3 separate regions of the Homo sapiens genome follow, and regions 1 and 3 are each linked to region 2. A link is a contact called in ENCODE Hi-C or POLR2A ChIA-PET data. All regions are on one chromosome and are shown on one strand. Each heading gives the region's core, a stretch centred on a gene start or an enhancer-like site at or near the end of the contact. The rest is flanking DNA. Distances are from core to core; before and after follow the strand shown. Region 1 overlaps PHLPP1 (PH domain and leucine rich repeat protein phosphatase 1). Region 2 overlaps PHLPP1 (PH domain and leucine rich repeat protein phosphatase 1). Region 3 overlaps PHLPP1 (PH domain and leucine rich repeat protein phosphatase 1).

Region 1 (3,821 bases), core at 1,059-3,558, 70 kb before region 2:
GTGAAGGATCTTCAAATGGGGGTGTCCCGTTAACAAGGGCACACATTTGTCTGTGAGGCTGTTATTTGTCAAATACAACTCTTGTAAGATACTGTTTGTCTCTTCGGAAAGCGTGGCTGGAGGAAGGCTTTCCAGTTTGTTCGCAGAGGCGTTCAGGAATCTCAGGCTACAATGACAAAACGCAACAAAATGCCATTGAAAAGTCACAAAAACCCTCAAGAAACCTAAAAGCTTTGATACCAGGCATATTAGAAGCTGGGATCAGAAACATGAATTGAAAAGACAAGCCCTGGCTTCAAGGAGTTCAATTAGCAAGTATTTGTATCTGTGATTCACTAACTATCATGACCACAATAGCTATCTATATGTATTAAACACAGAGATACAACCAATTTTTATGGAAGCACAAAGGTAAGGGGAAGCAATTATTTTTATAGTTGGCGGGGAGTGGAAGAGAAAGTGATATGGTAAAGTTAATATTCTGACTTAAGGAAGAGAAAAACAGTTTCCTATTTTGTAATCAAAAGTTTTTGCTAAAGCAGGAGGATGCCAGGAGTTTGAGACCAGCCTGGGCAACAAAGCAAGATCCTGCCTCTATAAAAATTAGGTGAATAAATAAATAATAAATAAATGGTTCTTATAGTAATAAAACAGGTATTAGATCACAATGCAACTAAATCACATAGTGACTTGAGTCCTCTTCAGTATAAAGTCCAAAGCACATTTTACTGGCTTTCACAAGTGCAGGAGATAATTTGCTCTCTATTAAAACAACATAATATGATGTAGCAATGAGAATAAAGAACTAAAACAACATGTATCAACAGGATGAATCTCACAAACACATAATGACCAGAAGAAGCCAGATACAAGAGGAGACCCACTGCATGATCCCATAACTATATAAAGTTCAAAGTCAGGCAAAATTACTCTGTAGTAACAGAAGTCAGGATGGCAGTAACTCTTAGGTGGGGAGGGAAAGGAGGCAGTATCCAGGAGACGGCGTGTAACGTTTCAAATATTGTAATGTTCTGTTTCTTAGTCCAGGTGCTGGTTACACAAGTGTGCTCACTTTGAGACGAAGCATCAAGGGCTACACTTATGATCTGGCCTCTTTTCTGTATTTATATTGTACTTAAATAAATTTTACATTAAAACAAACAAACAAGATAATATATTGCTGCCACACTTTTCAGATGCTAGAGTGAAAAGAGGATAAAGGCCAGGCGTGGTGGCTCACGCCTGTAATCCCAGCACTTTGGGAGGCCGAGGCAGGCGGATCACAAGGTCAGGAGATCGAGACCATCCTGGCTAACATGGTGAAACCCTGTTTCTACTAAACATACAAAAAATTAGCCGGGTGTGGTGGCGGGCGCCTGCAGTCCCAGCTACTCGGGAGGCTGAGGCAGGAGAATGGCGTGAACCCAGGAGGCAGAGCTTGCAGTGAGCGGAGATCGCACCACTGTACTCCAGCCTGGGCGACAGAGCGAGATTCCATCTCAAAAAAAAAAAAAAAAAAAAAAAAAAAAGAAAAGAAAGAAAAAGAAACGTGGATAAAATATAAAGAATGGTTTTATAACTAAGATAAGTAAAATTGCCCAAAAAAAAAAAAATCCTCCACGGTGATTGTGAAATGTAGTTAAATGCACATTGCAAAGCTGGGGAATGGCAACAAATCCTTGCTGTGATCAGGTTCCAAATCACTCCAAAGGGACGGACTGTGTCACCCTCAAGAGTCAGAGATGACCCTCCTGATTCATGACGAATGTCCAACTGTGCAGCTGCAGCAGGTGGGAAAGAGACAGTGCTCAGTACATAGCACTTGCCTACAAGAGTTAGAAGGGTGAAATCTCCCATGCCTCCCCCTGGCCCCCAGATCAACCCTGTTGATGAACCACACTATTCCCTCATTTCAATCACTTTGGTTTGAAACTTTCACCATTCAATTCAGGACTATTCTGCCATCTGTTAAAAAAAAAAAGAATAAAATCATCCTTAAAAAGAATACAGAATACCAGGCAGTTATTTTTAATCTTGGAGAGAAAAAAAAAGGCTACTAGGAGTCCTCACCAGGACTGTCACTTCAAGCTCTCAGTCCACTAATTTAAAACTCTTCAATCTTGTACAACCCCTTCAACACACAAGCACCAACTCCATTACTTATCTGAGGAAAAGCAGCTTCCCCAAAATAGAACATTTTCCATTAAAGAAACACGTATTCCGTTGACATTAAAAAAAAAAAAAAGGAAGTTAGAGAACGGCTATCCAGACCATAAATAGTCACGGGAAATTATAGTCGTGTGTGCTACAGAGAAGGAAATAAAGGTCACTCCTGCAGTTTCTGAAATGGTTTTGAAGTAGGAAGGAAACAAGTTTCAGCAACATAGTTGTTTACCATCGCTGTTTAGAGTATTTTTATGAGTCTGTTTCTTTAGATCCCATTTAGACCACCTTATTTCCTGTTAAGAATTTCTTTAGTGTAGCATTAGAATAAATTACAATGTAAGAAATAAATTTTATTGCCCTAAAATATCATGGACTAGTGTTGGCTGGGAAACTATATAAAATAATTTCATTAAAATAGAATTCTCAGCTGGGCGCAGTGGCTCACACCTGTAATCCCAGCACTTTGGGTGGCTGAGGCGGGTGGATCACCTGAGGTCAGGAGTTCGAGACCAGCCTGGCCAACATGGTGAAACCCCCCTCCTCTACTAAAAATACAAATATTAGCTGGGTGTGGTGGCAGGCACCTGTAATCCCAGCTACTCGAGAGGGTGAGGCAGCAGAATCACTTGAACCCGGGAGGCAGAGGTTGCAATGAGCCAAGACTGCACCATTGTGCTCTAACCTGGGCAACAAGAGCGAAACTCCGGCTCAAAAAAAAAAAAAGAAAGAAAGAAAGAAAGAAAAAAGACAAAAATAGAATTCTCTAGGAAATATGTAGTTATACACACACAAACACATGCGATAAAACAAAGTGAATTCATGTTTGCATATTTTTTAGGCCAGAAAAAGAGGGAATGTTTTAAAAACAGACAAGTGAATGCTCATCTAGAAAGCTGCCAAGCAACTTAAAAAACCCCTCATGGCATCTGAATAAAGGGAAGAAAGTGATTTCCTCAAAGATTTATCCTCTCATCTTTTTGAAAGTTGTCTGTAATTAAGGAACTATATACCTTTTATGCAAAATTAAGGGGGAAACTGCCAGCATCATCCACCTCCAAGAAATGAAACTAGTTAGTTGAAACCACATGAAGTGGTTCCAAAGGACATCATCTGAACTGCATAAAGTCTGACTTAATCACCTTGCTGGTTAATAGTCAAAGAGCAAACAATTGGACTAAAAATATTTTTTATTATCATAGTATCAGGAAAATTAAATTCAATACCCATTCACTTAAGCCATTCTTCCTAAAACCTCACAATGTTTCAGCAGGAGACAATTTAAATTGGTTTAATAGTCTACATTTCATCCTTCCACCAGAACGAACAAATACTTTAGTTTTGCAAAGTTTCTCCAGGATGGTTAACAATTTTAGTAAATAAATAGGCTCCAGAACCCCACTCTCTGCTTTCAACCTTGCAAAAAAGCTGAATTCTTAAAGGGCTGAGTCAGGTCTCAACTCTGTATGATGTGATAACTATCCTCAAGCTTCTTCCTTACAGAATTTTGTAATAAGTATACTATAAAAAAGATGGTTTAATGTGCCAACAGCTGTTTCATGCTTCATCCATATAACATTTTTCACTATGCAATCCTCTTCTAATTAGAGAAAAAGCAGTAACATATGACTGTTTTCTTTTCATTTGTAAGGTACTTT
Region 2 (4,071 bases), core at 1,509-4,008:
ATTACAGGCACCCACCACCACACTGGCTAATTTTTGTAGTTTTAGTTGAGACAAGGTTTCACCATGTTGGCCAGGCTGGTTTCAAACTCCTGGCCTCAAATGATTCACCCACCTCGGCCTCCCAAAGTGCTGGGATTATAAGCCTGAGCCACTGCATCTGGCCTCTGACCTCCCCTTCTTGAAATCAAGAAACAAAACTCCCTTGTGAAAGATGCCCTCTATGTAGCAGGAGGAAAGCAACATTCTGACCACAAGAGACGGAATGGAGGCTAAGACAATTCTGTACAAACATCATTTGTTAAAATAACTCATCTTCCTTTGGTCTCCCCATATATTTGACTTACTTTTCCACAATTTCTTCTGGGTTCAACCTAGTACATAAGCACTTAGATTTTGTCACTTCTTTAGGTCTTCATTTTCCCATGGGGGTTCCTATGCACATGTAAAAATCTGTATACTTTTCTCCTGCTAATGCCTTATGTCCATTTAGTTCTCAGAACCAGGTGGAGGCTTTTAGAGGGTACGGGTAAAGTTTTGCCTCCTCTATATTTACAAACTCTAGGTCCTTCAATGATCCTCCCTATACATCCTTAATAAATGATAAATAAATGGCACATTTATAAGAGCTAGGCCAGGTGCAGTGGCTCATGCCTATAACCCCAGCCCTTTGGGAGGCCGAGGCAGGCGGATCACTTGAGGTGAGGAATTCAAGACCAGCCTGGCCAACATGGTGAAACCCCATCTCTACTAAAAATACAAAAATTTGCTGGGCGTGGTGGCGCGTGCCTGTAATCCCAGCTACTCAGGAGGCTGAGGCAGGAGAATCGCCTAAGTCTGGGAGATGGAGGCTGCAGTGAGCTGAGATCACGCCACTGTACTCCAGCCTGGGGGACAGACCAAGACTGTAAAAAAAAAAAAAAAAAAAAAAATTTTCAGAGCTAAATTTGGCCAGGCGTGGTGACTCACGCCTGTAATCCCAGCACTTTCGGAGGCCGAGGCAGTCAGATCACCTGAGGTCAGGAGTTGGTGACCAGACTGGCCGACATGGTGAAACTCCGTCTCTACAATAATACAAAAATTAGCCCGGGTGTGGTGGTGCACGCCTGTAATCCCAGTTACTTGGGAGGCTGAGGCAGGAGAATTGCTTGAACCCAGGAGGCAGAGGTTGCAGTGAGCCGAGATTGCACCACTGCACTCCAGCCTGGGTGACAAGAGTGAAATTCCATCTCAAAAAAAACAAAAACAAAAACAAAAATAAACAGAGCTAAATTTGAATTTACCAGGGCAGTAAAATGTTCAAACACCATTATAATTTAGTGTGAATAAGTTCATACAGCTTTGCTATCATATTAAAAACATAAAATTAAGACATGGGGGAAAAAATATATTCCTTAAATTTAAATCAGCAAAAAGTTGTCTTCTTCACTGACTCTACAAAGAAACTTACCATATTTTATGAAAAATCATTCTCTATTGCAAATAACAATAATCTTAGTATTAAGACTATCTGAGTCATCTAGAGATATAGTTAACATAAATGAAGCACTATTAATAAAAGAGATAAACAATGTATTATAGTTATTAGTGACACATATAATAAGGAAAGAAACCATCAACACCACCAAAAATTACCCTGATGTTTGCCTCTCCTCTATATTTTGAAAACTAACTTGAAGAGTTCCAATGCCAATAAAGGAAAAACAAACAGCACTAGTTCCAAGAACAATGTTTTCCCTCTGAAACTGCTGACCTGTGTGTGTACATCAGCATGCCATCTTTCCAGATTTAGAATGTTGGTGCAAATACCAATTTAAATGTTCTGTGAAAATAGCTCATTTGTTAAAGGTAAAAATTTGTAGTAGAAAGAAAAATTAAGGGGATATGTGCTTAAGATAAAATGTCTCTGAACTCCTACCTGTTATAATTATATTGTACTTTAAGTTTCTCCCTGGTTATTTGTCCTAACATTGTAACCTAAAACTTAATTCCTTGAAACTTAGGTAAAAACGTAAAAATAAATTACCCTTTGGCATCTAAAATGTTCCCTGTGAAACATACATTAGAGATTACCACAAATTCCTAAACACACAAATAAAAATAAGCAACTAAATATATGGCATATTTCGAAGCCACCACACTAAGTGACTGGACATTTAAAAACCACGTTAATGCTTTCTGCAGTACTAACATGACTTTCTTAAATACACATTATACATTTAATTCCTGGTATTAAATATATGTATATAAGAGGGGGGTATATATGCATGTGTGTACTTATCAACTTATTACTCTGGAATCTTAGCAATAAAAATTTTTCTTGGACAATGGAAGTGGGAGACAAACACCTCATAGTAGTGTGTAATGAAAGAGAAACTGGTGGCCGGGCACAGTGGCTCACACCTGTAATTCCAGCATTGTGGGAGACCGAGGCTGGCAGATCACAAGGTCAGGAGTTCGAGACCAGCCTGGCCAATATGGTGAGACCCCCCTCCGTCTCTACTAAAAATACAAAAATTAGCCAGGCGTGTTGGCGCGCACCTGTAGTCCCATCCATTCGGGAGGCTGAGGCAGAAGAATCGCTTGAACCTGGGAGGCAGAGGTTGCAGTAAGCCGAGGCGAGATCGTGCCACTGCACTCCAGCCTGGGCGACAGAGCAAGAGCCCGTCTTAAAATAAAAAGAAAGAGAAACTGGTATAAAGCCTAGTTTTTTACAAAGAGCAGCAAAACAGCAGCTTCACCAGTTACTCCGATACCACATAGGAAGTCCCCTAGGCCTATCTTCCCCATGCTTAAAGCAACAGAAAGAACAAAACAGAAATCTTTTATTGCAGTGTAAAATTTTAAAATTCTCTACCTTAAACAAATCAAAATCACTGCCTTATATTACACAGTACAAAGTACAAGCTGATAATATGTCACTTGGTATGCTTTGTTTTGCTTTTTTAAAAGAAAAGTCAGTGAAAGAAGCTGGACTCAAACACATATTGTGTGCTCCATTTAGATCAAGTACAAAGACAAGTGAAACTACTTCATGATGTTCTAAGTCAGGATAGTGATGATGTTTAGGGTAATAAAGAGAAGGGTACAAGGACAGCTTCTGGAGTGCTGGCAATATTCTCTTCCTCATATGTGTACTGGTTACATGGATGTGTTCACTTTGTGGAAATCCATCAAGTTATACACTCATATCTGCCTTTTCTATGTTTTTTTATACTTCTACAAATTTTCAAAAGGTTACAGAAGGAGGAGTAAGACCCCAGATCCTCTCCCCAATTCCAGCAGAGGACAGTTTATTCCCTGGAAGAAAACGAACCAGAGTCCCTGATTCAAAGACATCAGGCATACTACATCACAGCATGACAAACAGGGAAACTGCTTTCTTCGGCCCTTCATTTGACCCAGGGAGGTAATTTGGAAGAAAGAGAATAGTCTGTCAAAGCATCAGGGAGGTAATTTGGAAAAGAGAGAATAGTTTGTCAAACTATAGAGCAATAAGAGAATGAAAACCACTGAGTTAATTTCTTATTTAGTTATACATACAGCTTGAGTATTCTCAATGATTCTTCTTCATCTTGAGATTTTAAACAACAGCTGAAAGATGGCTCATGTCCAGTGACTTGGTTTACTTTTATATTCAAAATATTTCAGTCTCAGTGTAATATACTCATTTTCTGAGATGCTGATTATTGAACATATGATCTCTAAAAAGATAATTCCAGAAGTCCATCTGGGTAGCATCAAAGACTCCTTTATCTCCTTTCATACCACATGGCTCAGTAATACTGTCTTATCAGACATGTGTTCTTTGCAATTATTTTTCTGATCAATGATAGGTTTGGGAAATTAGAGAAAATAAATGTCACTGAAAACAAAGTATTAACTAAATTTGTACATTTAATGTTAATGTTTACATATACAATTTTAAGATACAACTTTTTTTTTTTTTTTTTTTGAGACAGAGTCTCGCTCAGTCACTCAGGCTGGAGTGCAGTGGCGCCATTTCAGCTCACTGCAACCTCTGCCTCCCAGGTTCAAGCGATTCTCTTGCCTTAGCCTCCTGAGGAGCTGGGA
Region 3 (3,603 bases), core at 271-2,770, 85 kb after region 2:
TATTAAAAGCAAGAGCTTAGGACAGCCTTTAAGTGTAGATACAAAAAAAGTCAATGATTTTTTATTCATTTGCTTTGTAAACAGCATTCTTAAATTGCAGATGACTTTTTCTCCTTAATATTGATCAAGAAAATCAGATGTTTAAATGAAAAGTTTGTTGCAAAAAGCAAAGACAATGGGAACAGTAACTTTGAAAATAAGGCAGCGAGATTAGTAACTTACCCAAGGTCACAGAGCTAGGAAATAAAACAGCCAAGACAGTCTGATTCCATGGACTTAACTCTCAACCAAAAGTAATAATGATAGTTAAGGATCACAAAACAAAACAACAATAACAACAACAAAATGGTGATACTACAACAAGATGGTGATAATAATAAATGATAACCAACTTGATGGTTCCATTCATAAAGTTCAAGATATGGGAAGCATCAGACTCATCCGTCTGCTGGAGAGGGCTTGTAGACATAGAATAAAGATGTTTATCTTTTAAAATGCCTATTACTCCTTACACTGCAAGGAACACTTTAAAAACTGACTTTTACCTGTGAGCATTAGCCACAGACGCCTATATTAAGAAATGTAATGTCTCTCTTTTAGGAAGATGCTCTGGCATCAGTGTGCAGAAGGGACTAGAAACTGAGGGACCACACTAGAGGCTATCACTGGTTAAACTGACTACAAGAAATTAATGACAATCTTGAGTTAAGGCAGGGATAGAAAGTCAAAGAGGGTGATAAGAGATATATTTAGGAAGTAGTCATCTCCCTATGTGTATCTACCTATGATTATTACAGTTATTGATTAAGCACTTGTTGCAGGTCAGGCACTTGGCTATGGACTGAAAATATTCAAATACAATTCAGTTCAGCTTACCACTCTTCCCCCTGCATGGCCCACTCCTGCCATACCAAACGATGGCATGGTTTCCTCACCTCCAAAATTAAACCGACAGCATATTCCTTTTTTACTTAGGCCCCAAATCCAGCATGAACGGTAATGACCCGAGAAAAGAACAATGCCAAAATTTTGGCAAAACAGCACAGTGGGCAGCGGAGAAAGCCTTTGGCATTAGGAAAACTACTTTCATGTTACGCTTTTCTTGCCTGTAAGGAAACTTTTTTTCCACAAACAATTTAAGTCTATATTAATGCCATTTTCTTCTCCCCAGAAGGATGTTACTAATCTATAAACAGTACTAAAATTTACAATCTAGGTAGATCAATCTTGCCCAACACCATCTCTAATAGCCACAGCACAAAGGTAGAGAAACCAGCCTTATTTCTCTATTTCAGTCCCAAGGTACTGCTTTGAATTTGTTTTTGCTCTAACAAACAGAGCAACCGCTTCTCCCTCTATAAACAGTACTCTCTCCTTTCCTGAATGATGAACACAGCAGGAATCTTAACACTGCTTCAGATGTTACATAAATTCTCCCTGTCCTTCTGAGGATGATACAGAGAGTCTTAAATGGCTCTTTATCTACTGACTGTGACATCACTGTTGGCAGCCACGGCACTATAATTGTTTTGGGGGAGAAGCACTGAATATCTCTGAGTGATCACATGCATTCTCTATTCCCTCCCTATCAGCCAAACACTGTATTTAGTGAACAATATAAACAATACATCAATTACAGTCCTTTAAAATTGAGAGTCAAACAGAAAAACATACCAATTATCTGGTTTTCTATGTTTTATAACAACCTAATTTTGGAGCTATGATTTAATTGCCTTCGTTATAAATAAGGAGTTTTTCAAATTATTCTCCCCTCCTCTAGCATTTATGCTATATTAATCTTTTTTTCCACAAATATCTATATATCTTCTGATTTTATGACTCATTTTGCCCTGAACAGACCATGCTTCAATTTCTCAATTACGGCAACTACGTCAAAAAGGAAACCACAATTACTGAATTCAAAAAAGGATCCCCATAATCTTCTGTTGATTTAAGTGTCAGTGAAACTAGCTTGTGCTCTGTTCCAATTCACTCTCAAAAAGTTCAATTAGGACTAAATGAAATGACCAAATAGTCCAAAACGTTAACACGTACTGAAGCAGGTTATATATCTGCAAACAACATGAGGTTTTATTAGTGATAATTCTCCCATTTCTTCAGCACACAGACAAATGTGTGGCTTTAGCAGTTTCTGATTTTGCACCACTCACTTAACTGCAAGTTGGCCTTCACTGGAACAAACTTAGCCCTTAAACTTCTCTTCCTTCTGAAGATGACAGCTTATGGGTATGGCTACAAAACCTACCATGAGTTATAGTACACCAACTTCTATTACCCTCCTCAAGCCTAAAATAAGAATTCTGTCCCTGCTTTCTTTCTATTAGCCTTTGGGATGAAACTATTATAGTAGAAACTTTACATTCCTCTTTTACTCTCACTATTGACATTTGGGGCCAGATAATTCTTTCCTGAGAGGCTATCCTGTGTATTGTAGGATGTTTCACTGTCCAATGACAAATGTCAAAGTAATCCCTCTATTTGTGACAATGAAAAAGTCTCCAGATGTTGCCAAATGCTCATGAGAACCACTGCTTTAGACATACCCCACTGTCTGCCCCATGTGAAGTCTAGGAGGAGGAAAGTACAATCAGAGAATGAGAATAACTTCAAAATACTCCCCATCGTCTTGAATCTTAAAAATGCACAACCTTGGAGGCCATGAGCCTGGGTCTGGAGTTACAAGTGCTCTGAGCTGTAGCCAGCAGCTTCAGCTCTGCCTAGCCAGGTGGCAGACACTAGGCCCTTTCTTGCTGTGGCCATCTTTCTTCTCATTCTCAGGCCCTTTCTTGAATGAGAGACCAGACCAAAATTGTGAGAAGTATAAGTTCTCTAAAAGTCAACTATAAATTCCGTATTGCTTTTTTACTTCCATTATGTGGACTGTTGTGCCTACAGTCAATCATTTCACCCCATAAGAAACATGATTTAATTAGGTTAAGGCACAAGTTATTAGGCTGTATTCCAAACATAAACTGGTAGCTATTCTAAGAGAAAAAAAAAAAATGCATCAAGAAAAAAGGGCAAAAGAAAAGCTTTTCTTCAAGGCTTCAGGTGTCCCCTTAATAGTGCTATTCATGGATCAGAAAAGATACTCATTTCATGAGTGCTGCACAATAGCTTCTTGTTACAATAACCATTACAATATAGCATTTATTGAAAGGCTTGTGGGCTGGGTGTGGTGGCTCACGCCTGTAATCCCAGCACTTTGGGAGGCCAAGGCGGGCAGATCACGAGGTCAGGAGATCGGCACCATCCTGGCTAACATGGTGAAACCCCGTCTCTACTGAAAATACAAAAAAGTTAGCTAGACATGGTGGCGGGCACCTGTAGTCCCAGCTACTCAGGAGGCTGAGGCAGGTGAATGGCGTGAACCCAGGAGGCAGAGCTTGCAGTGAGCCAAGATCACGCCACTGTGCTCCAGCCTGGGCAACAGAACAAGACTCTGTCTCAAAAAAAAAAAAAAAAGAAAAAAAAAAGAAAGGCTTGTGGGGAGCAGAATCAAGACCTAGTAACTATACGTGACTCATCTTTTTTTTTTTTTTTTAAAACTCTGAAAACAAATACTTTTAACTCACTAAGTTT

Evidence for each region. A loop is a pair of places that touch in the nucleus more often than their neighbours do. ChIA-PET counts read pairs that join two places held with the same protein, here RNA polymerase II (POLR2A). Pooled maps may share reads with other maps.
Region 1: a map of aorta shows a loop between it and region 2 (2.5-fold over the local background). The contact joins two enhancer-like sites. A Hi-C loop is called at or near these places in 3 of 168 maps with a recorded cell type or tissue (aorta, ascending aorta and heart left ventricle), 1 of 37 single-sample maps with no recorded cell type and 7 of 50 pooled maps. POLR2A ChIA-PET finds 5 or more read pairs at or near these places in 5 of 52 experiments (H1, WTC11, activated T-cell and 1 more).
Region 3: a map of naive thymus-derived CD4-positive, alpha-beta T cell shows a loop between it and region 2 (2.1-fold over the local background). The contact joins two enhancer-like sites. A Hi-C loop is called at or near these places in 2 of 168 maps with a recorded cell type or tissue (IMR-90 and naive thymus-derived CD4-positive, alpha-beta T cell) and 5 of 50 pooled maps. POLR2A ChIA-PET finds 5 or more read pairs at or near these places in 7 of 52 experiments (Caco-2, MCF 10A, PC-9 and 4 more).

The regions. Positions count from the first base shown.
Region 1 is chr18:62,938,063-62,941,883 of GRCh38, reverse strand. PHLPP1 (PH domain and leucine rich repeat protein phosphatase 1) reads right to left here. Exons shown (of 17, transcript NM_194449.4): 11 at 1-166. Among named protein-coding and RNA genes, the nearest start is that of PHLPP1, 220 kb to the right of the region's middle. Within about 2 kb of position 2,308, at least 2 of the 41 ENCODE cell types and tissues checked have a DNase peak (open chromatin) inside an H3K27ac peak, as active enhancers do.
Region 2 is chr18:62,868,503-62,872,573 of GRCh38, reverse strand. All of the region lies in intron 4 of PHLPP1 (PH domain and leucine rich repeat protein phosphatase 1), which reads right to left. Among named protein-coding and RNA genes, the nearest start is that of PHLPP1, 150 kb to the right of the region's middle. RefSeq lists an enhancer at 1-442. Within about 2 kb of position 2,758, at least 5 of the 41 ENCODE cell types and tissues checked have a DNase peak (open chromatin) inside an H3K27ac peak, as active enhancers do.
Region 3 is chr18:62,783,113-62,786,715 of GRCh38, reverse strand. The region is part of intron 1 of PHLPP1 (PH domain and leucine rich repeat protein phosphatase 1); the gene reads right to left. Among named protein-coding and RNA genes, the nearest start is that of PHLPP1, 69 kb to the right of the region's middle. Within about 2 kb of position 1,520, at least 7 of the 41 ENCODE cell types and tissues checked have a DNase peak (open chromatin) inside an H3K27ac peak, as active enhancers do.